Regions from separate parts of the Mus musculus genome. Here all the other regions are linked to region 3. A link is a loop called in an ENCODE intact Hi-C map of the cell type or tissue named here. Cell type or tissue: heart. All regions are shown on one strand. Each heading gives the region's core, and the rest is flanking DNA. Links, peaks and the distances in the headings are about the cores only. Region 1 holds the start of Manea (mannosidase, endo-alpha). Region 2 holds the start of Mms22l (MMS22-like, DNA repair protein). Region 3 holds the start of Ufl1 (UFM1 specific ligase 1). Region 4 holds the start of Gpr63 (G protein-coupled receptor 63).

Region 1 (6,138 bases), core at 1,339-5,338, 1.1 Mb before region 3:
GTGACTCACATGACAGGCCCAAAAGCTTGGACACAGTCCTGAGGCGAAAAGTTCATGGAAACTTAGTCTCCTGAAACTGTGGTATCCTGTAAAGAGAATGCTCCAAAACTGTCCTTGCTTTAGTCAGTGAATACATCTGTGTGCTTTCTTTCAGTATTGTTTTATTGTAGGTTCCTCCAAGCAATGACTTGCCCAATACCTAAGCAAAATTGAACTTTGCTTCCTGGCCTTCACCAATACCCTAGGTAGTCCTTGAGCCGACCCTGGGCTTGGAATTCAGTAGGGATGTTACCTATTCAATAACATTCAAAATTGCCTCTAGTATTGTGGGAGAGACCGTGAAAAAAATCAGGCATTACAATTTACTTGACTAGAGCTAGAAATCTCAGGGCTAGTTTACATAGTAAATACTTAGAACAAAAACTGAGTCACTCCCGTATACAGGGATTTATAATGGTTTAGGAAGTAGATTGGGCTGTGGCTTCAGGAGGAACTAGAGTATTGCATTATTCATGAGAAGGTTAGCTAGAATGGAACTCCCTAATTAGAACTATGGCTTGGGCATGAAAGCCCTTGCCCTGGAGTGTAAAGACCTCACACCTGCCTTCTAAGAATATAGCTGACCTTAGATAGAGCTGACTTTGTCTCAGTTGTTTTATTGCCTAGTTCCTGCTAGTCTTTATGTTTGCATTCCTCTGTTTTGTGTAAGAGCCATTAAGCATCCAAGTAACCTCATTGTACCTTGACTGATGTGTCACCTAACTTCCCGATTTTCTTCCGTATTAAAAGTCTGGTGCTTGCTTTGAAAAATTACATTCCGATACAGCATACTCCCTTCTGTCTGTGTCTGTTTGTCACCTTTTCACCAACTCCTGCCCACCTGTATCGGGACCCTGATTTCTCCTGCGGATTGAGGGGCTGACTGAGGCCAGTCTGTAGCACTAACACCTTTTAAAAGATTATTGCACAAATCTGACAACCACAGGGTGATGCAATGTGAATCTACTTTAATTGATTTACTCTGGCAGTAATAAAAGATATTTTTTAAAGCAAGTGGGCATACATATAAATATTTATAGAATAAAGTCCTTCCCTTGGATTCAACATCAGGAAAATCTATTAATAACCATAAATGTACTAGAACAGGACATTATGACTATTTTAAAAGATGGTAAAAATTAATTTGATCAACTAAGCAAATTTTCATGCTAAAAAAGCTGGAAATGGGGTACTTAGTATGGTAATTGCTTAGAAGCAGTCAATTGTATAATGAAAAATGCATTCTACACCTCAAAATTCATGATAAAATTTAAATGGTATTGAATTTTACTTGGAATAGTATAGCAGTCTGTCACTAGGGCCATAGGACATGATGCTGAATGTCTGGTGAATGTGTTTTAAAGAAGAAGAGATGATTTAGATAGAAAAATCACATTTATAAAGTGAACAAGTCTGCACAGGTAACAGCAAGTACAGCAAACACATCACAATGCTAGCCCACTCTATGGATAGGAAATACACATAAGAACATGGCTCCTTTGGGCTAATTAGGATAATAATCCGCTGGAATTTTATTTTCAGTGCTCGAAATTAATCTCAGGGTCATATGCATTTTACCATTGACCATAGAGGATCAGACTATACAATATGTAATTTAAAGAAAGTTATGTTTAAATTTAGCAAGAAACATGAGGAATCTATGTAATAAAAGCCTGCAAAAACTTAAGTAACATGAACTAAGACTCATTGGGGAACATACCAGTCTCAAATATAAATCTATAAACATAACATTTTCCCAGAGAATATATCTCTAAACTGTAAATTTCTATAAATTTAACTCTAAAATTTTATTGAAATACAATCAATATCCAGAGTCTTTTAATGCATGTTGGCTAGTTTATTCTAAAATTTGTAAAAATGTATAAAAACCCAATTTTAGCTAACATAATTGAAATAAAATCAATAAGAAAAATGATGTTACAAATTTTATATGTACATACAGTCTGGTACATAGGTGCTCTAACTGATTGTCAATATTGTTCATTCATTTCTATGTATAATGTTTCATATAACTAAAGCTAAGATTTTTAGAAGCAAAAGAGAATAGTTCATGACCATTTTAAAAATGATACAGTAAGGTGGACTTCAGTATTATGTTGAATAGAGCTACTAACAACATTTTGTTCTTGATGTTACCACAACACTATTAAAGTTGTACCACAAATTTTTGTGTCAATTGTAAAAATTTAATGTCTGATGCAAGGTTACACAATTGTAATATTCTTAAATGCAACAAGAAATATCCTAAACTTTAAGGATTTTGATTATCAAGATACCACAGAAGTGAAGACAATGCACAAAGTGAAGGTATTTGTACATAAGGTACATTTATTTCTTCACATAGAAATTAATTAAAATATCCAAAATAAAATGAACTTAGATTGAAAGCAGTCATTTTTCCAGTAAGCCTAATAGCCAGAGGGATGTGAACAGGCGGATATCTTCAGGATGGAGGGGAACACATAACTTAAAGGAAATTCAATTTGATGACATTTTGGGGAAAACATTAAAAGACAGTTTTTATAATGATGAAGCAAACTAGTTGATGCAAAATAGATTGTATGTTTAGGAATTTCAAATCATAAATGTGTAGCAAACATGTTTGCATGGAAAATCAGAAAATATTTCACTTATTTAATATGCAAAGCCAGGAAGATAGGATTTTTAGGAAACTACATATTTTCAAAATCCTACTTTTAAAAGAGCAAGATATTTAAGAACACAATATACTGCTTAATGGTGATAGTGAAACAAGACTCTTTGCCTTAAGCTTTTGCAGCCATCACTAGGGTATTTTCTTTCATTATTTACATGTATATTTCAAATCTCTTTTATAATCCGGTAGTTTTTTAAAGGGAAGCCTTTACAATACTTTTCACAACATCACATCTGAAAGTTCTACCCCTTGAGTCAAGATTGCCTTGTTACCATGCAACAAAAACAAAACATAGAATCCTCTTGGTATGTGAGGCTGATGTAAGATGGAAACCCCAGATGCAGCCTCGCCTCTGCTGCAATTTTTTTTTTTTTTTTTTTTTTGCTTCTGACTTATTCTCTTTCTACTGTAATTGTACAATTACACAATTGTATTGTACAATTGTATTGATTCCTAGTATACTTGTGGAAGTTTAATATATCTGTCTGTCTACTTCTGACTTGCCAATAACTGTTTGATAAACTAAAACACGTTTTCAACTTTAAAACTTTGGAAATACCCAATGTATTATAAATCTGAGTAACATTTAAAAGGATTTTTTAAAAGTGAAAAACAAAACACATCTGGTCTCTATCAGAGAGTCTTGGCTTATCTTGAGAGGCAAAAGTGTAAAAGAACTTTCATTTCTCCTTGGAGCAATTAAGGGATACTGTCTGACTTAATGTAGTTTCCTCCACCATGACCCTGCAGTAGACTCCAGGACAAGCTAGGGGACTCGGAGCCTCTCCCCGAAAGCCCCGCCCGCTTAGGTCCGCCCAGAAGCCCCGCCTTCTCGGAGATTCAACCCCTGGAGCCACGCCCCGCGCTGTCCTTTAGGAGGCGGGACCTGGGAGGGGTAGCGGTGCGGCCGCAAGAGCTGTCAGCCCTGGTAGGATTCACGGTTCTTTCTCTTATCCGGTGGGTCCACGCGGAGGCAGGGTCCCAGACCCCGGTGAGCAATTGTGAGGCCCCGGAACTGAGACCCACAGGGACTCCGCAGCTAACCCCTGCGCGCTCGCCCGCCAGCCAATCGTGGGCCGCCTGCCTGCGACGCCCTTTGACCCCGGGCCTCTAGGAATCCAGTCGCGCTCAGCCCAGCAGCCCGGTTCCGCGCCGGTCCCCGCCGCTAGGTTAGTGTCCGCACCGCGCCTGAGCCCGTCCTTGTCTGCCTGGATGCCCGAGTTGGCCCTGAGGTGGTTCATCACCACTCGGTCCTGAGCCCCGAACCTGCGAGCGGAGGCCCCTGGCGGTCGCCCGGCCGTCTCCTAGCCCAGCTTACGACCCCGAAGGCCGCCAGGACAAGTGCGTCCTCCTCCGGGGTCTTTGTTCTGTTCTCCTTTAACTGGCCGGGCTCTGCCTTTTCCACTGTCCCTTCAGGGTGGCCGTCTCCTTTTCTGTCTGCGGAGGAACAAGTTGGCGAGGACCGGAGCTTAAAACTTTTGTTTTGTTGTTGTCAAAGACATAAACGGATAATATAGTGGGAGAAGTACTGAAAATGGCTTACAAGGAGGCTTTCGTGAGCGTTGTTGTGGGTCTGGAATGAGCTTAGAAAGACAAATGAGAGTGGTTGGTCTGATCGCATTGCAATGTGTGGGCTGCAGCTTGGAAGAAAAAAAAAATGCAGAACTACTGTAGGTTTTGGTGAAACTATTTCAGGTTAGTTACACTTACAAAGCTGCTGCTCTTATTCCTATAATAAGCAATGAGTTGAGTATGTGGTCAGAAAATAAACACAATGAGCTAGCTGCCTTCTCCTTAAGTGTGAGCTACAGCGGAAGGCGAGGGAACCATTGTTAAGTCACCTTCCACAGTGAAAAAATGTCATTGTAGTATGACTTCTCTACTTGAGGCCGCTCAGGGCAGGCTGGAGCCAGGAACCTAAGGTCCAGTACAGTGTTTTGCCTTTGTAGGGTGCTCAGCTGTTTACTAGCCCAAAATCTTGGAAAAAGTTCTCTGCTCAGTTTCATCACCTGTAACATGAAGTTCTGTTTCATAGACGGTTGTGAAGATAAAAATGGAAAATGAGATTATGCCGGACAGAACTTGTGTACAAAAGATTACCCACACTTTGACCTGAGCAAGATTCTGAAAGTTTTAGATGTGTGTTCTGAGCGTTAGCTGTATCTAACTGTAGGTACTTCCTCTAGCATAAAATTAGAAGAAAATAGCATCAACAGAATGAAATAAAACAGGAAGAATCTTTATAATTTAATTATAACTTTAAAATGGAATCTGCATTTTCCTGAGCTATATAATATGAGCAAATGCATTTAAAACAATCCACAACATTCGGCTTCAGGGTTATTTAGATCTCTTAGCTGCTTGAGGAGTATGTAGTACTATTCATTCGAAATCACTTGACTTTCACAACATAAAATTAGCATGGTTTCAGAAGAACTAGTTTTCTAACTCGGGGTAGTGCAAACTTCCCTTTGAGTGAGGACACATTGTTAGTAGTCAGTAGCCTGAGCTTCTTGCTTTAAGAAGCTACACACCTGCAGTTGACTGGAAGTTTGGTAGTTGTTTTTCTCACAAGGGACTTATGAAACCTCTTTCTTTAGTTAGAGCTAAGTAAAGTAGTTTCTTTGTCTGTCTCCTGCAAGAGCACTGCTTGTTTTATGCTTCAGGGGCAATGTGTTGTCACAAAATTTAAGATGCTCTATTGTTTAGATGGTCTTCAAAATTATTGAATCTTCATGAATTTTCTTTTACAGTGTTGTTTATACACCTCACACAAATCATAAATTTTCTTTTACAGTGTTGTTTATACACCTCACACAAATATGGTCTGCATATGTATAATAGAATATGTTACAGATATATTTGCTGAATACCTACCATTGTAAGAAAAAGGAGGGCCAAAACTTAAGTAAGCTGAATAATAATCAGAGGTATATAATATTTTTTGGGATCTAGTAGAGTATAAATACACTAGGGTGTATATATATATATATATATATACCCTATACACACACAATCACACACACACACACAATCACACACACATATATATATATATATATATATATATATATATATATATATGCTGTAGTATATATATATTCAAAAACTTGTACACAGATAAGTTGGTATAGTGTACAGTGTAAGAATTGCCAACATTAAAGAAGAGCAGGGTTGCTTCAATAGAGTTTTCTACTCAGGAGTCTTTAGGAGAGACGTGAGGAGAGAATCCAGACTTTTGCTTTGACTTGAACCTTGAATGGTATTTTAGAGAATAAGGCATATGCTGTATTTGTTTGTTTGTTTTCTGCAGGTTGGACTAAGGGTCAAACCTAGAACCCAAGGAATTGTTCATGCTACACATATGTTCTAACTACTGAATTACATGCTCAATCCCATATGCTGGATTGGTTGTATTTCAT
Region 2 (6,138 bases), core at 1,269-5,268, 790 kb after region 3:
AAATACCTAATAAAAAATGGAAAAAAAACATTCTAGGGTTAAGTTTTATGTTAAATTGTATCATACAGCTTGTATAGTGGTTCAGAAAATGAAAAGGATTACTGTCCTTATTAATACCTAGTTACCTTGATACAAAATAGTTACCTGTAGAGAAGACCCTAACTTGAGAAAGCGCCTCCATCAACTTGCCTATAGTAAAATCTAAGGACCTTCTCTTGATTCATGATTGTATGCTATGGGAAGCCCAGCTTACTGGGGATGGTGCCATCCCTGGGTAGGTGGTCCTAGATAGTATATCAGGCCGAGCAAGCAATGGGGAGCAAGTCAGAAGGCAGCATTCCTTCCTGGTCTATGCTTCAGTTTCTACATCTAGGCTCCACCTTGGCTTCTCCTGATGATGAAGTGAAACCAGTAAGCCAAATAAAGCCTTTTCTCCACAAGCTGCATTTTGTCATGGTCTTTAATCACAGTGACAAAAAAGCAAAGCAAAACAGATACATAAATGATATATATATATATGTATGTATGTAAAGCTATTAGGATGCCTCGCTTTAATCCCTGATGGCAATCCCATTTCATCATTCCTATCTGCCTTGAAACTCTCTTAAAGACCCATCTCACTACAATGTTTACAATTACAGAAAACTTGCTCAGCTTGTTCTCTCAATAAATAACACAAGGCTGGAGAGATGGCTCAGCAGCTAAGAGCACTTTTTGCTCTCGTAGAGGACATGCATTTGGTTCCCAGCATGTATGGTAGTAGCCCACAACCATCCATAATTCTAATTCCATGCCCTCTTCTGACCTCTAGGGCACCACACATGCATGTAGTATACAATACATACAGATACTCAAAACATTCATGCATGATTGTGTTGACCTACAAAGAAAAAAAATTGACAGCATCTACTACATCAAAGATACACCGACATCTCTTTATGAGGGTTCATGGCACGTAGTTCAAATCTTTATCTATGATGGTTCATGCTTGTAATCCCAGCATCACAGACTAAGAAAGGATTGCTGTGTAAGTTTTAGGTCATTGACCTAGGCTACACATTGGCTAGAGTTGAGGCCCTGTCTTAGAAACAAAAACAATGCATATACAATATGTTATATAGAGAATATGTACATTATACACAGTGCAGGTATTCAGTGCTCAGTAGTATGATGCTTGCCTAACATATACAATAACCTAGATTAGATCTCTAGAATCACATGTGATTAATTTAATCAGAGACTAATTTAATCTAGAGATTAAATCACACACATATATATTGATAAGGATTTCGCTTATCAATATACACAATATAAACAACTCCTTAAAACCATTATTTATCAGTCATAACTGCTTGAGTGTTTCCTGGTAAGACCACCAGCAAAGCAATAAAAAAGAGCAATTTCCCTGCTTTTGTAATCAGTAGTGGAAAAGCAGCAATATAAAACTAGACAGCATTAGAGTTAAAAATAGACACATACATACCTGAATAAATGAAAGAGCTCTCTACAGGAATAGACTAGCGCTGTTTCTGTAACCCATTGGAAGCCAAATAGTTCTACTGTATCCTCTTCAAAATTAGTTGGTAATGGATCAAGATTTAAAATTAACCTGTAATGAAAACAATGACTTAAATCATTTGAATCCAGACTATACATGCCATGATGACGCGCACAAACACATATGTATATGTGTATGTGTGTGTGTGTTGGGGGGGGGGGGGAGGGGTTACTTGACACCTTATGTTGTGTCCAAAAGGAAAATCTAAATGGAGTCCAAGCAATATACAAAGTGGTCTGAGGTCACAGTAATTTATCTTTGAACAAGAAAATGGGTTTTCAGAACACCAAATATTCCGAATTAGGAAGAATGACATCATATAGATACCTAATGTGGTTTAAGGTTATTAACAAATTATTAACAAGGTATAATCATACAATCAACAAAAAATGGTTTTCTTTAATGAAGTTTCCTCAAAGGGCATTACCTAAATAATTCAAGAACAGCAATTTTATTGTAATATTCATTCGACTAATGTGTCTATGAATTCTGTATGCCGATGCTTTGGATGGAAAGAACCCGTGCAACAAAAACTATCAGGTTCTACTTATAAACTACTGAAAACTTATAGATAACTATTACCCCTTAAAAGGAAATACAAGTTCCAAGAGACTAGGCTGCTCTGAAACCAGTCTAAGTAAATTAAATATCCAGCTACCCACTCCTAAGAGATTATCAATTATCCAGAAAGTTCTTCTATATACTAAGCGTATGTAAAACGAGGCTTGCTGAGCACCTACGTTAGACATTGGTGATAATCAACATTGCTGGGGGTGGGGACCTTCAATTCGGTTTTTTGTTGTTTGTTTGTTTTTTAACCTACCGCTTAAGGGCGCCACTGGCAAGGTAGGACTCTCCAGAGAATTTTCCTTCTCTGTTGTCAAAAGCGCAAGAAAAGCAGGGGGGTTTGCACCACTCTGTCCCCAGCTCCAGCTCTAAGCTGTCAGTCAAGAAGGTCGACGCTGCTGAACAGCCATCCATTATTTACATCCTGCTCTGCAATGCCACCGCGGTTCCGGGCAGTTACGTTCGGGCTCCGAAGACAAGCTGCAAGAGGCTGAAAGTACGGTAAGGAGCTACCTCGGAGATCCAAAATGTGCCCTCAGCACCCGGGGAAACCAACGTGAAAGCAGAGAAGCTGAAGGCAACAGGTCCAGAATCCTCCGGGCGTCCCGCAGGCGCCGGAGCCGCCAAGCCTTCCAACGCCGCCCTCGCTCCCTCCGGGCTGCCGTGGGTTTTGAGGCCCTCGCGCACCTCCTCAGGCTGGTTTCCCCGCACGGCCCGGATGGAGCACGCAGCCCCGCCGCCTCCCTCCGTCTCCCTCAGTCCCAGCGCGGCGTTCGGGGCGGGCGAGCGCGCGGGAAAACCGCAGGCCCCCGCAAACCTAGAACGCGGAACGCAGCGCCGGGCAGAGGAAACCGGAAGCAGGCGAAATTCCCGCCACGGCGTGCCCCGCCTCCGGCGCCGCCCTCTCGCGAGTCCTCACTGGCGCGGACCGAGATCTCGCGAGAGCCCGTCGGCCCGGACAAGTCCAGGGATTCGCTCTTCACGGTTCTCCGTACCGTTGAGAGTTTGCGAGGTGGCCAGCTCTCCGCTGAAGCCTGGAAGTAGGGTCTGCGAACGGCGGGGATCAGCTTCAGGCCGGGCTCTGGAGAGCCCCGCGCCTGCCTCGGCCTCCCGCAGCCCGGCCACCCTCTTCCTGCCCTGGGGCCCACCCCGGCTTTCCTGTGTTGGATGCCTTCTGCTCTGCAGCAGTGACCCAGAACACAAGGGACACATTGACTAAGTTAGATGGCTTTTTTTCCTCAGACATAACAACTTTTGCTCCCTTTGCAATACATTGTAACTCTGGACAAGAGTTACAATTTTGTAAAAATATTTTCCGATCCATTTTCCTTATTAAAGTGTTCTTTAAAGTTGACTCGAATATTACTGTCTTGAGATGGGGGTGGGGGGCATGGGGATTCAAATGCCTGCTGCATTTAAATATATTGCTTTACTTGCGGGCATCCACTTCATAGGGAACCTACCCTAACTCTTAGATGTTAAAATCAACGTATTTTCAAATGACATGTGGGATGAAGCGGAAGAAAAAAAAAATTCCCACTGCAGTGTAGGGCTACTATAGTACATGTATTTGTGCAGCCCAGTTGAGGTACTCTGAGACCTGATGCTTTTTTTTGTTGACTGCTGATGATAGCTGGTGATGAGTATTGTATCATGAAGGTCTCTTCCACAGTGATGTCAAGAGTATGTTTTCTGAATATGAGAATACCTAGTGTTGGCACTGCAATTAGGACAACATACCATACGGCCATTTTTCTTCCTCCCATCAACATTCCAGTACACTCTTGTCTGTTGTGTTTGTTTAAATACCTGATGTTGATTATGTGAGCTCAACTTATGTGAATCATGGAGTGGGAAGAACTAAAGAAATGACAGAGGCCAATTAAGGTGATACTTAATGAAATGGTCACTTACAAAGGTGTGTCCATGGTTACTGGATCCCAAAATGGGATGACTAGGCACCCACAGCTAATAGAGACAATTATCATTCTTGAGCAGAAAAGTAAGGATCAACACGGATTACTAGAGAGGAGTGAGACCTGTGCCTGTAGGATGCAGTCACCTAACTTATCGTCACACAACAGTGGTTGCCTTCACAGACAAACACAACTGTCCCACCACAGACAAGTGGGGGAAACACTGAAAGGAGTAAACCACATCCCATGTTTCACTCCTGTCGGCCAAAACAAACCAAAGCGCAAAGCAAGGGTGTAGCCTATCAAGTGTATGTAGTCCAGGTTAGAAATGAAAAGAACTAAAGAGAAGTTAGAGACTCTTCTTTGAATCAGACAAAATTGTAATTATTTTTATCTTAATTTTGACAAGATATAGAAATGTTAAGAACTTAAGTATAAGCTTCCATAGATAGAAATAGCTATTATATATTTATTAATATAACATAATACTGTTACAACAGAAATATTCAAATAATATTGTTTTGTAAAGATGAAATGCTGGTATTTTGTCCAGCTGCCCCCAATTTCCTAGTCTTCTTGTCTTAACCTCTCAAGTAGCTTAGACTACAAGCATTCATCACCACATCCACCTAACAATCTTAATTAGAAAATTGAAATGTCTCTGCAATTGATAATAATTGACAATAGAAAATTAATACGGCTATAAAAGATTTGGATAGTACTAGCTCCCAGTTGAATCTAATTGATGCATATGACTACGCTAACAGTAAAATTATACAATTAAAAAGAAAACATGGAACATGAAACCAGATTATATTCAGAATCATGAAACAAATTTTATCTATTTAAAAAGGATTGAAGGCTACCAGTGAAGTATAGTGGTAGAACATTTGTATAGTGTGTATAAGTCTCTGCATTTCATTCACAAAAGCTAAAAAAAGGTTGAAAACATACGAAGTATATTGTGTAACTACAGTGAAATTAGGAGCTGCTTTCATTAGAAGGGGAAGAATTCAATGATGCAAACATCCATTTTGAAATATTGGAAGTTCAGTGAATTCAAACCAAAGATATAACAACAAAGAAAAAAAGGATAGAACCAGCAAAAAATGAAATAAATGAAACAAAAAGATTCTTCAAAAGCATCAAGATGCAGTTAACAAACCATCTAACTAGACTGACCAAGTAATCAAAACAAAATGGCAGTAGAGATGGGAGAAGAAGAAGAAAAAGGAGAAGGAGGAGGAGGAGGAGGAGAAAGAGACATAAATTGCCAGTAAAAAAGAGACTGGGGTGATGGCTTAGTAAAGTGCTTGCTGAATGAAGACCTCATTTATGCCTTCATCTCACACACACACAAAGCTAGGTGCATGAGTATATGATTGTAGTATTCACACTGGGAAGGCAGAGGCAGGAGGCATCCTTGGGACACTCCTGCTAGCTAGCCTAGGCTCCTCTGAGCCCCAGGTCCCAAAGAAACTCCCTGTCTCAAAAATAAGGGCCATCTCTTGACTAATCACTTGACTAATGACACCTGAGGTTGGCCTCTGGCCTCCACACATACGTTCCTATGCCCACAAACAAAAACTCAAGCACATAATCCTATAAGTACACACCAAAAAACAAATTTAAGGATTAGAGTTATCAGTATAGACTTTACAGAAATTCAAAGGATAAGGGTGTTTTAAAGTATTAACACAAGGTTGCAGTGAGCAAAGATGAAATGTACAAATTCCTTGATATATTTTTGATAGTACAAGCTATCAAAAAATCACAAAATATCTTAAGGATGATATGAAAGCTCCGAAATCTGATACAGTAATTTGGATCATCTTTTTAAAAAGTAATAAATAAATTAAAAAAAAACAGCAAGACCAAATGACTCTACGGTTTACAGTCTCCTAGAAATCTTTTAAATTATTTAGATTACTTTATTTGCTGTATGTGTGTCAGAAAACCCTGCTGCGAAAGTTGAAGTCTGCCTTTACTGGAAAGCCCTGAGCTTGATGCAAAATGGTGACAAATCCCTTTGTCACCAGGGATTCTCCTTTTCTGACTTTGTCTAAGAGACACAAAAGTCCTATAACATCTGCCTGA
Region 3 (6,138 bases), core at 2,139-6,138:
ATAGCTGATCTTAGAGCCTGAGCCACTCGTGTTCTGTTCTGGAAATTTTCCTTTGTGCTGATGTGTTTGAGGCTCTTTCCCACTTTCTCTTCTATTAGATTCAGTGTATCTGGTTTTATGTGGAGGTCCTTGGTCCACTTGGACTTAAGCTTTGTACAAGGAGATAAGAAGAGTTCACCAATTTGCATTCTTCTACATGCCCACTGCCATTTGAACCAGCACTGTTTGTCGAATATGCTGTCATTTTTTCCACTGGATGGTTTTGGCTTCTTCATATCTCAGAAGAAAGAAATCAAAGACCTCAGAAGATAGAAAGATCTCCCATGCCCATGGATAGGCAGGGTTAACATAGTAAAAATGGCTGTCTTACCAAAAGCAATCTACAGATTCAATGCAATCCCTATAAAAATTCCAATGCAATTCTTCACAGAGATAAAGAGAGCAATTCTCAAATTCATCTAGAATAACAGAAACCAGGATAGCGAAAACTATTTTCATCAATAAGAGAACTTTTGGTAATACTATGTACAGTTTTCTGAGGAACCACCAGACTGATTTCCAGAGTGGTTGTACCAGCTTATAATCCCACCAGCAGTGGAGGAGTGTTCCTGAGGACCCAACTATACCACTCCTGGGCATATACCCAGAAGATGATCCAACATGTAATAAGGACACATGCTCCACTATGTTCATAGCAGCCCTATTTATAATATCTAGAAACTGGAAACAACCTAGATGTCCCTCAACAGAGGAATGGATACAGAAAATGTGGTACATTTACACAATGGAGTACTACTCAGCTATTAAAAACAATGACTTCATGAAATTTACAGGCAAATGGATGGATCTAGAAAATATCATCCTGAGTGAGGTAACTCAATCACAAAAGAACACACATGGTATGTACTCACTGATAAATGGATATTAGGCAAAGAGCATGGAATCCCCAAGATACAACTCACAGACCACATGAAGCTCAAGAAGAAGGAAGACCAAAGAGTGAATGCTTCAGTCCTACTTAGAAGGGGGAACAATATAATCAAGGGAAGTAGAGGGTGGGAGGGATTTGGGAGGAAGAGAAGAAGAGGAGGGGTAAAAGAGGAGAATCAGGTATGGGAGGAGATGGAGGAGACGTACAGAGCGTCAGGAAATTGAACAGAGATGTGTAGCAATGGGGGATGGGGAGCTGGGGGTAGCCACAACCAGTCCCAGATGCCAGGAAAGCAAGAGGCTTCCAGGACCCAACAGGGATGAGATTAGCTGAAATGCCCAACAAAGGGGAGGGAGAACCTGTAGAGACCATATCCAGAGGTTAGGCAAGGCCCATGGTTGGGGCATGGGGCCACCTACTCATCTCCAAATTCTTAACCCAGAAGGGCTCCAGTCAAAATATAGAGACAAAGTGTGGAGCATAGACTGAAGGAAAGGCCATCCAGATACTGCCCCACCTGGGGATCCATCCCATACAGTCACCGAAGCCAGACATTATTGCTTATGCTAAGAAGTGCTTGCCGAAAAGAGCCTGATATTGCTGTCTCCTGAGAGGCTCTGCCAGAGCCTGACAAATACAGAGGTAGAGGCTCAAAGCCAACCATTGGGCTGAGCACTGGGTCCCCAATGGAGAAGTTGGAGAAAGACTGAAGGAACTGAAGGGGTTTACAACCCCATTGGAAGAACAATAATATCAACCAACCAGACCCCACCCCCACCCCTGAGCTCCCAGGTACTAAACCACCAACTATACACTTGGATGGCTCCATGTGTATGTGTAGCAGAGGATGGCATTGTCTGCATCAATAGGAGGAGAAGACCTTGGTCCTATGAAAGCTGTATTACCCAGTGTAGGGGAATGCCCTGGTGGGAAGGTAGGAATGGGTGGGTGGTAGGGGAAGCATCCTCATAGAAGCTGGGAGAGGGAAGGATGGGAGAAGGGAGTTCCAGAGGGGAAACCAGAAAAGGGGATAATATTTGAAGTGTAAATACATAAAATATCCAATGAAAAAGGAAAAAGAAAAGAAAAGAAAGGAAGAAAGAAGGAAAGAAATTCTCCTTTGAGAACTCTTGAGCCATGTCTACACACTATTCCAACAAGGCCACACCTCCAAATAGTGTCACTCCCTGGGTTAAGCATATACAAATCATCACATCAACCACGTACTTTATATCTTATAGCACTAGGAGGAAGGATGTCAAATGTTTAATCTTGGATAATATATGTTAGGTGTTTGATATAATGCAAATGTTATCCATGTATGCATATGTTCAAGCATCACAGTGTTTCATTGCTGTCTCTAATTTGTTTTTATGTCAAAAGACAATTTCTAAATGATTCCAAGAATGTGTAATAAATCCTGTACACACTGTAGCTAAAGACATCAACTATCCACAGACTGTCTGCATGTCAACATTAACAAGGTATTTGTACAACTACAGACAGCTATCATAAAATTTTATAAAGAATGGAATGTCAGCTCTCCAAATCTATACAAGTTCGTTCTTTAAAAGAATCTCCTACCCTTTAAAAAACAGCTGCGTAGTGTTTGCTCTGTTTAAAGTTCCTCTGTAATATCATATATTGGTCAAAAATTACTACCTCCCTCCCTCCCTCCCTCCCTCCCTCCCTCCCTCCCTCCAAAGCACTTAAAATGATGGGTGGGAAGATGCTTGAAGGTTAAAGTGCTCTCTGTGCAAGCATACAGACTTGAATTCAGAGCCCAAGCTCATCTTGAAACCTGGGTATGATCATCAACCTGACTGGGAGATGAAGCCAGGAGGAAACTCAGGGGCTGGCTGGCCAGTAAACCTACTTGATGGGAGGCTGGCCTACCTTTCTGAGAGAGTCTGCTTCAAAGGATAAGATGGAATGCCAAGCTTTATCATGGAGTTCTCTAAATTTAATCAAAGCTAGGCACTTCAGAAGCCAAATGGATTTATCTACTGGACGTGTTATATGGACTAATATATTTACATAGGAAAGAAGCAAAATATTCTTTACTAAGTACAATCAGCCTTCTGATTTCCCCATTGATTAAGATTGGAAAATGGTATGTGTGAATAAACAATGGCAGCAGTTATCTTGTCTAAGAAGTACAATGCCATTGCCTTCCCTAGTTTCACTCCCAGCAACGATTATTCCTTTGTCCGAGTAAATAATAATAATAATAATAATAATAATAATAATAATAATAATAATAAGCTTTAGAACACATGAACTGAAGTCCATGGCGTTTGCTATACCCAAATAGATTCATTTTGGAAGAACAAAATTCAAACTGATGCAGTAGTGTGGAACAAGTTTCTCTAAAACTGACTTCATTCTTGGCTCAAGTAAAAGCCCCATTCACTGTTCAAAGTGGATTAGTCACGGTTTGTAAGAGTCCCACAAAAGAAGTATGTCTCGTCCGCTCAGCAAGGGCGGAAGATCATTTGATGGTTGCTGGACAGAAACAGGAACCTTGCAAAAAGGATTACTGAGTCAGCATCAGCTTGGCTTTGTAGGAGTTTAGGAAGCCGCTTCCCGCAGGCCACGCCCAGCTGAGGGCGGAGAGCTCGGCAGTCGCGTTTCTGTTCGCGAATTTCCTTGACGCAGGTCTCTTGGCCCTCTGCGCGGTCCGTCCCGGGGTGCCTGCGGCAGGCTGAAGGCTGACGTGTCTGCCGTTTCCCTGTGTCGGGGCGAGCGGAGCAGTGATGGCGGACGCCTGGGAGGAGATCCGGCGGCTGGCGGCTGACTTCCAGCGGGCGCAGTTTGCAGAGTCCACGCAAAGGTGCTGGTTCCCTGCGGTGTGGAGCCGGCTTAGGCCCGGGACGCTGCCCCGCTCCCGCACTGCCTGCCGGAACGCGGTGGGACCCCGGAGCCGGTCTGCTGCGGCGGCTGTCGGTAGAGGCGCTCGCTGCCCGGCCTAGGGCGAGCTTGCAAAGTCCCCAGTGCAGCGCGCAGCAAGTAGTCTGTCCCTCCTCCAAATCCTTTTTACGTGCAGCCACAGATCTAAGCCAGGCCCACATGCCATCTGTCATATTTTAGGGACTCCGGGACACCAACTTTTCTACACTCCAGAAATGGGGGAGTGGCCGAATTACCCCGACTCTGCGCCCGTGATTACACATCGCATATATAAGGCGAATAGACTTTGTCTCCCTGTCAACGAGTTCTTGTAGTATTTTATTTCTCTTGGACCTAAACACAGTAGTCCGTTGATGCTGTTCTATAACATTGAGAGCTACAGACATACATACACTCTCACAACAAACAAACAACAAAACCCGGGGAAAAAATTTAGTGCAAGATGGCTGTGAGTAGCTAACATTATAGTACCTATAGTTCTGCTAAGCCACATGACCTGTCTGTACACCAACTGTACCAGTAAGGCCAACATACTGTGATTTTAAAGAAAAGTTTGTTTGTTTTCAGCTGGAAAATTTGATACTTGAAGGCAGGACTAGGAGAGAACATCTGTAGAATCATAATACAGTGACGTGTGTGAATTAAATAAATAATTCAAGGGAATATAAACCTACTCTCAAGTTTTCTTTTTAAATTACTCAACCAATATCATCATACTAATAAAGGACAGATTTTGTAATGTAGAAGTTACTCAAAATTTTGCTTTCAAATACCTGGGGGGGGGGGGGGCGGCATAGCAAGTACACTCTTAAACTCCTGGCTTCGCACAGGTTGTCAGAGCGGAACTGCATTGAGATTGTGAATAAATTGATCTCTCAGAAACAGCTGGAAGTAGTCCATACACTTGACGGCAAGGAATATATCACTCCAGCCCAAATCAGTAAAGAAATGAGAGACGAGCTACATGTCCGAGGTGGTAAGTAATTCCTCAGTGTCATGCTTTTGTCTTTACCGGATGTTTGAAGAAAATACATTAAATTAAAAATAAGTACTTACGTGGAGGTTATAGGGCATTCTCCTCAATGGCTCCTTCTTTCCTCTTTGTGTTGGGTATCAGATCCAGAGCACAAACTAGGCAAATACTACCCCTGAGCTGTAACCCTTCTCTACTGATAACTTGATGATCAGCCTTCATAGGATCATGCAGTCAACCTTCGTATGTTCATATGAACATAATCTTACAGGTTCATGCAAACATGACCTTAACTATTGCCACTTAACAAATACCATGTTTTTGTTGTATTGAATTAAATGTACTATATATGTGTGTATGTGTATATATACCATATATATATATATATATATATGTGATATATATAGTATATATGTGGTATATATATGCATATACATATATGTATATATGTATATATGTGTGTGTATATATATGTATGTGTGTATAATATATATATATACCCACACTTCATGACCTAGGGGTGAATACCTAGCTGCCAGTGATCAGGTACTTAATTATAAAGGAGAAATAGAGATTTCATAAAGTTTTAAGATCTCAAATATTAAAGCTGCATTACTAAGTTTAAGAAACTTTGTAAATTGATGTACTGTGGCCTGAGGCCCACCATATTATGAAGTGCAGTTAGCACCATCAAACGTAAAATATTGTTTTGCTTTATGTTTTTGAAATTTGAGCAATTGAGCAGACTGAGCAGTTTGACTGAAACAGAAACAGCCTGTCACTAGATACCACTTGGGTCTAGCCTGGGTGTTTTGTTTCTTTCTGCAGGAGTGCTAATAACACGTGAGCTGTGATTTGCATTATCTAACAGATCCTCTCTTGCTGATAGACACTCGTTTCAGTTTTGAGCAATGGGGAAATCATCTTAATTTAGCTGCAGGCATTTCCTCTGGTCATTTTAGCTGAGTTGATTTGTGAGAAGAATTGAAATTCCTTCCACGGATTTCTCCGCGTTGTGTCCTCTGATGTTCGTAATTGGTCTGATGTGATAAACACAGCTTGGAGAACAGTGTTGCCTGTGGCTTTAACCATGAAGATTGATCAGCGAGTAATCTGTATCTAAGTCCATCAGTTACTACTGAGGTCCTATGCCCTTCCTAGAAGGACTTAGAGCCATCAGCACTGTCGGTTAGAGTTGAACCTGTTCATCTGCACGTCCATGTAATTTCAATTCCTCTCTTTTGTTCAAAGGTCGAGTAAACATTGTTGACTTACAACAGGTAAATTTATAAAAATTTTGCTTTGATTTCTTAAAGCTTTCTTA
Region 4 (6,138 bases), core at 1,098-5,097, 310 kb after region 3:
GCACACAAATTATACTTGCCAGTTTTGTCCATATCTACTGGTGTAGGGGCAAAAGGCATTGTATCCTATGTGCCAAGCTCAAAGACAGAAACAGCTTGTCGTCAACTTGAGAATCCATTTTTAACAAGCAGGGCCTGCTGCCTCAAGCCAGCTAAACACCAAAGCATGCTGGGCTGCCCACACTGCAAATTATGTGGAATGTTCTCCGTGTTTTGTGGTTGCGAGAGTACTGATTTTGTTCATCATCCAGTTCAAACTAAAAGACCATGTCTGACCTTACAGAAACTTCCCAAGTAATTCAAACTGACTGACAAAAATCCCATCAGCTTCAAAAAGAAAAAAAGACTATTGCCTAGTTCAACATTTCCAACGTGATTTTTCTTTTTAAGTTAAGAGACATAATGTAAATTTGAAGAAACTCCCTAATGTATTTCAAGAGAACAGTAAGAACTCACCCTAACCCTGGCTATCAAAAGCAGAGGGCGGGATGTTATGAGGAAGACCACTTGCAACAATGTAAAGAGCATTTATAGCAAAAGCAAATTGCGAACGCATTTCCCCAATAGCTAGCAAATTAAAGCAAAAATAAAAAACCACTCTAAGAGTTGCTAATTCCATCTGTAATGTTCATGTAGACACTGAAATCCCTCAGCATCAGCTGTGGAAAGCGACTGCTCCAAAGGAAGAGCATGGTACCCTTAATAGCCCTGGCAGCACTGTATTCTGAGTACTGTTTACTGAACCATCAGTGGGCCACTCTCAAATCAGACAGCAAAAGAGTTTTCACAGAGGGGAACATAGAACTTCCTCTAGGTTTGCTACTGAGGTCAACTTTCTAAGTTGTAAACTGGAGAATCACCCGAGGCCATTTTTGATGTGCTGAAAAATCTAAGTTTTACCTAGAGAATCACCTTCTAATGGTGAAATTGTTTTGATCCTGAGAAAAATGCCTGATTCAATCAACCCCAGTGGTGGGGTTGCTTTGATAGATATATGTGTGTTTAAGATCTTTGGTAATGGCATGCTAGTCCAAGCTTTATAAGAGTTGAAGTGTTTGTCAGGAAGCAGTATTCTTTAACTAAAATGTTCAAAGATAACCAACCCTAGCAAGAACAGTTTTTAGCTTCTAACCATATAGATCTGCTGTTCTTAGTGAGCATGCGCCATTGTGTCCCTGAATGATTTCCCTGTGACAGGTGACAGAGATACATGACAGACACAGGGCTTGTATGACATCATTATATCTACATAAATCCATATCCATGCACGTGAGTACAGAGAAAAGGTCTCAAAAAGAATCCTCATACAATATACGTCCCAAGTCAAGTATAGCGATATAATCTCAAAGAAGTCACACTGCCCAGGACTCAGTCACAGCCACCTTTAGAGCATCAAACCCTTACCAACCTGCCCAAAGTACAACCAACATAAGGGACAACTGCACCCAGAGTTAGGGGTTTAAGTATGAGACTTCTGAGCAAATACTTCTCCAAGAATGTTGACAAAAAATTACACACACACACACACACACATCAGAACTGATGATTAAAACAACTCTGTAAGCATTTTCTGGTAGTACATACACACATACACAGACACACACACATATAAATGTGCATGTACACATATATACATATATGTGTATATATACATACATATATGTAACAAAGTGACAAAATTATATTCCAAGACAAAAATCAATGTCCCATTTTTTTTTACAGTATTCGTGGCTATTTCTGTTATTGCAAAACTTCCATGGTACAGATAAGGCATTTCCTTAGCTATCCTTACTATTTTAGTAGCAAGTATCTTTCTTCCACATATATGAAACATATGCATAACTTACTCTGAAAAGTTCAGGATTTAAGGGCGAGAGTTTGATTATAATTGTTCCAAGTGAACTAGATGATACAATCAATTGTGTCACTAAAATGTGGGCTATGTGATACTGTGTAATACCGCACAGAACTCTTTATCAGCACTTTTGACTTCCAGCTGACATCAGATGACCACACTAACAGGAGAACGCAGAATGCAGGAACTGAAGCCCGAAAGGTAAGCATGTGGGGCTTCCTTCCCATGTGGGACCCGTGGAGAAAGACCGTCCGCAGGAGATGAACTTTCTATTAGCCTTTATCAAATAAATGATTGCTTACCTCCTTCCTGGGTAAAAGTGTCTGAAGTAAAGTCATATTATACAATAAACCAAGTATTGTTTACCATTTCTAGAAATATTACTTATAAAATCCTTAAGAAGTTAGAGCATTCTTAATCTAAGACATGATGAAAAGCAAACTTGTCGATAAACAAAGAAAATCCTTTTTTAAAAGGATGCCACTAAACCTCACCCTGCCTCACTGGGGTGGCGAAGGCGGGGGTGGGGGTGCATTCTAACGCAAAAGCCTGTATTTCCTAAGTATTTCAGACAATCCAAATATTTCATCAAAGATCACTTCTGAAAACTGGATCAGCCCTGGGGGTTAATTTCTCATAAAGCTACGTTGCTAAGTTTTTTTTTAAATACCCAGGCGAACATGCTGAGTCTCAGCCTAGAGTGGAGAGCCCAGGGCGGGAAAGTTCCCGAGGGTCACAGCCCTCCGCGAGGTCTGCTCGGCGGAGCCCCGGCTGGAGCACCGGGGATCAAGGAGGCCCGAAGCAGCGCAGGACATCGCGTGGCCCCGGGAAGCCGCGGCCGCGCCGGGAGCCTCTCCGGGTTGCCGGCTGCCGAGTCAGCCGCTTCCTGCCGCGGGGTCCGGAGAGAGCCGCGCTCCGCGCCACCAGCCAGCCCGTCCGACCGACCGCCCGCCCGCCCGCCCGCCCAGGATGCGCTCGCCTGCCAGGGAAGCGCTCACACCTCGCACAAAAGGCGCCGCGGCGGGACGGCGGGGAGTAGGCGACCGCTGCCTCCCGGAACTTTGCGGACATCGCACCGCAGCTCCACAGCTCCGAGCCCCCGGCGCAGGAGGAGGCCGAGGCGGCGGCGGAGAGTCGGGGCATCGCCCGGCAGTGCCTCCGCCTTGCCGGCTGCCGGCGGCTCCCGCCCCCGGTTAACCAGCGCTCGCTCTTAAAGGCGCCCGCTGCTGGTTAGGCCGCGAGGTAAGGAAGAGAGGAGTGGGGTGGAGGCAAGGAAAGGGGGAGGGGGCAGCTCAGACAGGCTCCCGGGAGTCTTCTGCAGTCTAAACTCAGACTCCTCTCGCTCCAGGTCCCCAGGTCACCCCACCCCCTAAAACGGGAGTTAAGTGCTCAGACCCTACACCAAAGATGTGTAGCCACTGCTGGCTAGCTCAGGAAACCTCACATTTGCTTGAACTGCCCACACCTCTGTTAAGATCTTTATCTTAACACCCCCCATCCCTGCCTGGGCCACACTTACCATAGAGCTAAAATCGGCGCCCAATGGGACCATGCTTCCCTCCGCTGATTGGGCAGCCTCCCGGGTGTTTCTTCATTTCCAACACTGTGAGGAGGGGCTCATCTGGAGCACTTCACATTGAAGACCAGCTTGGACCCTTACCTGGACCGCTGAAGGAGTCGTGAACTATAGTGGCAGACATGCCTTGCTTTGACCCATGCTCACCTGCCCGGTGGCTTCCACCTGGATTGCTAGAACCACTGGCATTCATGATCACCAAACTGGACTCAGGAAGAACCTGAAGGAAAGATACCACCATCAAATCTCAGTTATGGTGCTTTTGAAATGTTGCTTCCAAGTGATAAATGACACTTACTGTTTTCCTAACCATCGTCCACATTTATGGCAGAGTGGAGGGCCCAGGAGGCTCGGAGCACTAGCAGTTTTCCTGACTCCACAGCAGACCAGCATCCAAAGCTGCTGTTGTATCTGTTGGTTTCAATCCTTGCTTCGCAGTCCTGTGGGACCACTCTAACGGAAATGGAAAGGAAGATGTTAGGCAATTAGGGGGTATGATCCAGCCTGGGCTTCAAACATCAGTCCCAGCAAAGGACTCTGAAGGTATGAGTGACATTTTCTAATTCAAAGGAGCTTGCACCTTTTAGCCCTGGCTTCAACCAACTTGGTTCTTACCCTTAGGCCACTGTGGAGTACACGGCTGCTTGCAAGAGGTAGAAGCAATTTGTGTTACCAGATGGAGAGAAACTAAGCTCCAGGCTTTGGAGAAAAGAAAGCGGGAGGGAGGGCAAGGAAGGGGAGGAGAAGGGAGGAGAGAAGAGGGGAGGAGGAAAAGAAACAAGGAAGGCTCCGTCCTAGTGAAGAGAATCCATCATAAAGCAGTTGGGATGGCTGGATCTAATAACCAGGACTTAATCCAAAGGGACTTAAGAAAATCTGTAGTGAAGGCTGTGTAATTTATCGGCTCCTATTTATAAAGACTAGTAATGACGTAGTCACCCCCTACCCCCAAAAAAAAAAAAAATCTTTAAATTTCCTTTTTAAATTTTTTTCTGCTGGACTTAAAGACTCAGTTTCTCTCCACATTTGCCTGTGTTTCCCTTGTACGGATTCTGTTTTCTCTAAGCAGGAGCTAGAACTGTAACTTCGAATGCACTTCCATCCTCCTCAACATGTGATGTCTTCAGCAAGTGAGCAGGCCAAGGGGCATTGGACCAATGGAACCCTGTGCTTGACATTTTATTTAACTTTCCCCTTAACCTATGGCACCTTTGCCAGCAAATACACCAACCTGTACTCATTGTTGGGCCTTCTATTTTTAGGTCATCGATTCTCCTGCATAACAGTCTATAGGAATTCTTTCCAAGTGCGTAGTCATTAACTGGGGAAAATGGGGTTCACAAATAGTCACAATTTCAGTGTCCCAAGGACACAGGGCCTAACTTCTTTTTTATAACTTAATAACTATTCTGTCTTTTCAGAGCTAGAATGGAGAAGTTGATGTTTCCTACCCAAAGTACCAGCTTTCCCACTGGGAAGATAGCTCAGTGGGTAAAGCTGATTGCCACCCAAGTCCAATGACCTGAGTTTGAGTCCCCAGGATGATGGACAAACTAACTCCCCCAAATGGCTCTTTGACCACCACACAGCAGCCTCAACATGAATGAACCCCCCCACACACACACATACACACACACAGAGAATGTAATAAAATTAAAATATGTTAACTTCCGCTTGTTTCTTCCCACATAGGAAACTTTCTAATTGTCACAGATCTAAACCATTTCATATTTTTCTTTTCACTTGTAAGTGTTATAGGATTCCTGACATATCATATCTATAACTCTAGAAGAGACTTTAGAACAACCTAAAACTTCCCTTTCATTTAAGGAATAAAGAAATGAAATTTCAACATCTGACTTGCTGGGGCCACACAGCTGTTCTCAGCTTCAGTTGTGTGCCTGCTTCTAAATGTACAGGAGCAGTGATGGAGAATATGGCCACAGTCCCCATGAAAGTAGATTGAGCTGCGGAGAGATGACCCTCCAGTGGGGGGGCGGGGGGATCACAAAGCATCATGTGTCATATAATTTGGTGTAAAAACAAATGATGAGGGGAGATGGCTCTATCAGTAAAGCACCTGCCATGCATACATGAATTCCAATTCTTAGCCAGGCATGGCAGAACCAACCCAGAACTCAGCAATGGAGAGCAGAAATAGGAGGACCTCTGGAGCTTGTCAGTGAGACAGTCTAAAGGAATAGGTGAGCTCCAGGTTCCATAGGATAACCTATCTAAAAAATATGGTGGGGAATGATTAAGAGTCCTGATGTGACCTGGTCTCCTCATGCACACATGTGCACACACTCAGACATGTTCACACACATATGATAAGAATAGGCCTCAAAGTAAGTGCTAGAGATGGGAGTCATCTTGAAAGTGCTTTTGGTTTGGGGTTGTTTGTTTGTTTGTTTGTTTGTTTGTTTGTTTTGCTTGTGTGTTTGTTTGTTTTTAAAGAAAGTAAAGACATACAACGGCAAGAAACACTGAAGTATATACATAAATGGGAAAGCCTTGGTGGGGAAAAGGTATTGCCTTTTGTTGGAATAGAAAAGAGCCCTGGATTTTCATGGCTTAGAAAAAAGTCTCTAATAGCCCCAATATCATTTTGCTATATATAAATCTGTATCATTTTCTCTGTTTGTGTTAGAGGCAAAGTACAGATCAGGAGTCTCACCTCCTATATGCACTAAGCAAGTGCTCTACCA

What was found. Hi-C counts contacts between places; a loop is a spot of excess contacts. Peaks named below come from ENCODE experiments on the same cell type or tissue, not always from the same donor. Only the 100,000 strongest peaks of a DNase experiment are listed, where the experiment ranks them.
Region 1: a loop joins it to region 3, with 4 times the contacts of the local background. A loop is called at or near these places in 3 of 42 quality-filtered maps.
Region 2: it touches region 3 in a loop (11-fold over the local background); 3 of 42 quality-filtered maps call a loop at or near these places.
Region 4: it touches region 3 in a loop (3-fold over the local background); 2 of 42 quality-filtered maps call a loop at or near these places.

The regions. Positions count from the first base shown.
Region 1 is chr4:26,344,344-26,350,481 of GRCm38, reverse strand. It overlaps Manea (mannosidase, endo-alpha), which reads left to right and starts at 3,830. Exons shown (of 5, transcript NM_172865.2): 1 at 3,830-3,885. In heart, for the core only: CTCF peaks have their summits at 3,486 and 4,038; a DNase peak (open chromatin) is centred at 3,571; H3K4me3 peaks cover 2,056 bases; H3K27ac peaks cover 1,625 bases.
Region 2 is chr4:24,493,309-24,499,446 of GRCm38, reverse strand. Mms22l (MMS22-like, DNA repair protein) reads right to left here and starts at 2,996. Exons shown (of 24, transcript NM_199467.3): 1 at 2,382-2,996; 2 at 1,484-1,609. The coding sequence starts at 2,539. In heart, for the core only: a CTCF peak has its summit at 2,988; a DNase peak (open chromatin) is centred at 3,086; H3K4me3 peaks cover 2,560 bases; H3K27ac peaks cover 1,537 bases.
Region 3 is chr4:25,279,302-25,285,439 of GRCm38, reverse strand. It overlaps Ufl1 (UFM1 specific ligase 1), which reads left to right and starts at 3,619. Exons shown (of 20, transcript NM_001355512.1): 1 at 3,619-3,764; 2 at 4,672-4,817; 3 at 6,066-6,094. The coding sequence starts at 3,688. In heart, for the core only: a CTCF peak has its summit at 3,857; a DNase peak (open chromatin) is centred at 3,599; H3K4me3 peaks cover 1,610 bases; H3K27ac peaks cover 1,178 bases.
Region 4 is chr4:24,963,341-24,969,478 of GRCm38, reverse strand. It overlaps Gpr63 (G protein-coupled receptor 63), which reads right to left and starts at 3,039. Exons shown (of 2, transcript NM_001379626.1): 1 at 2,855-3,039. It overlaps C230012O17Rik (a long non-coding RNA gene), which reads left to right and starts at 2,004. Exons shown (of 3, transcript XR_881168.2): 1 at 2,004-2,055; 2 at 2,529-6,138. In heart, for the core only: a CTCF peak has its summit at 3,072; a DNase peak (open chromatin) is centred at 3,048; H3K4me3 peaks cover 1,805 bases; H3K27ac peaks cover 1,389 bases; H3K27me3 peaks cover 845 bases.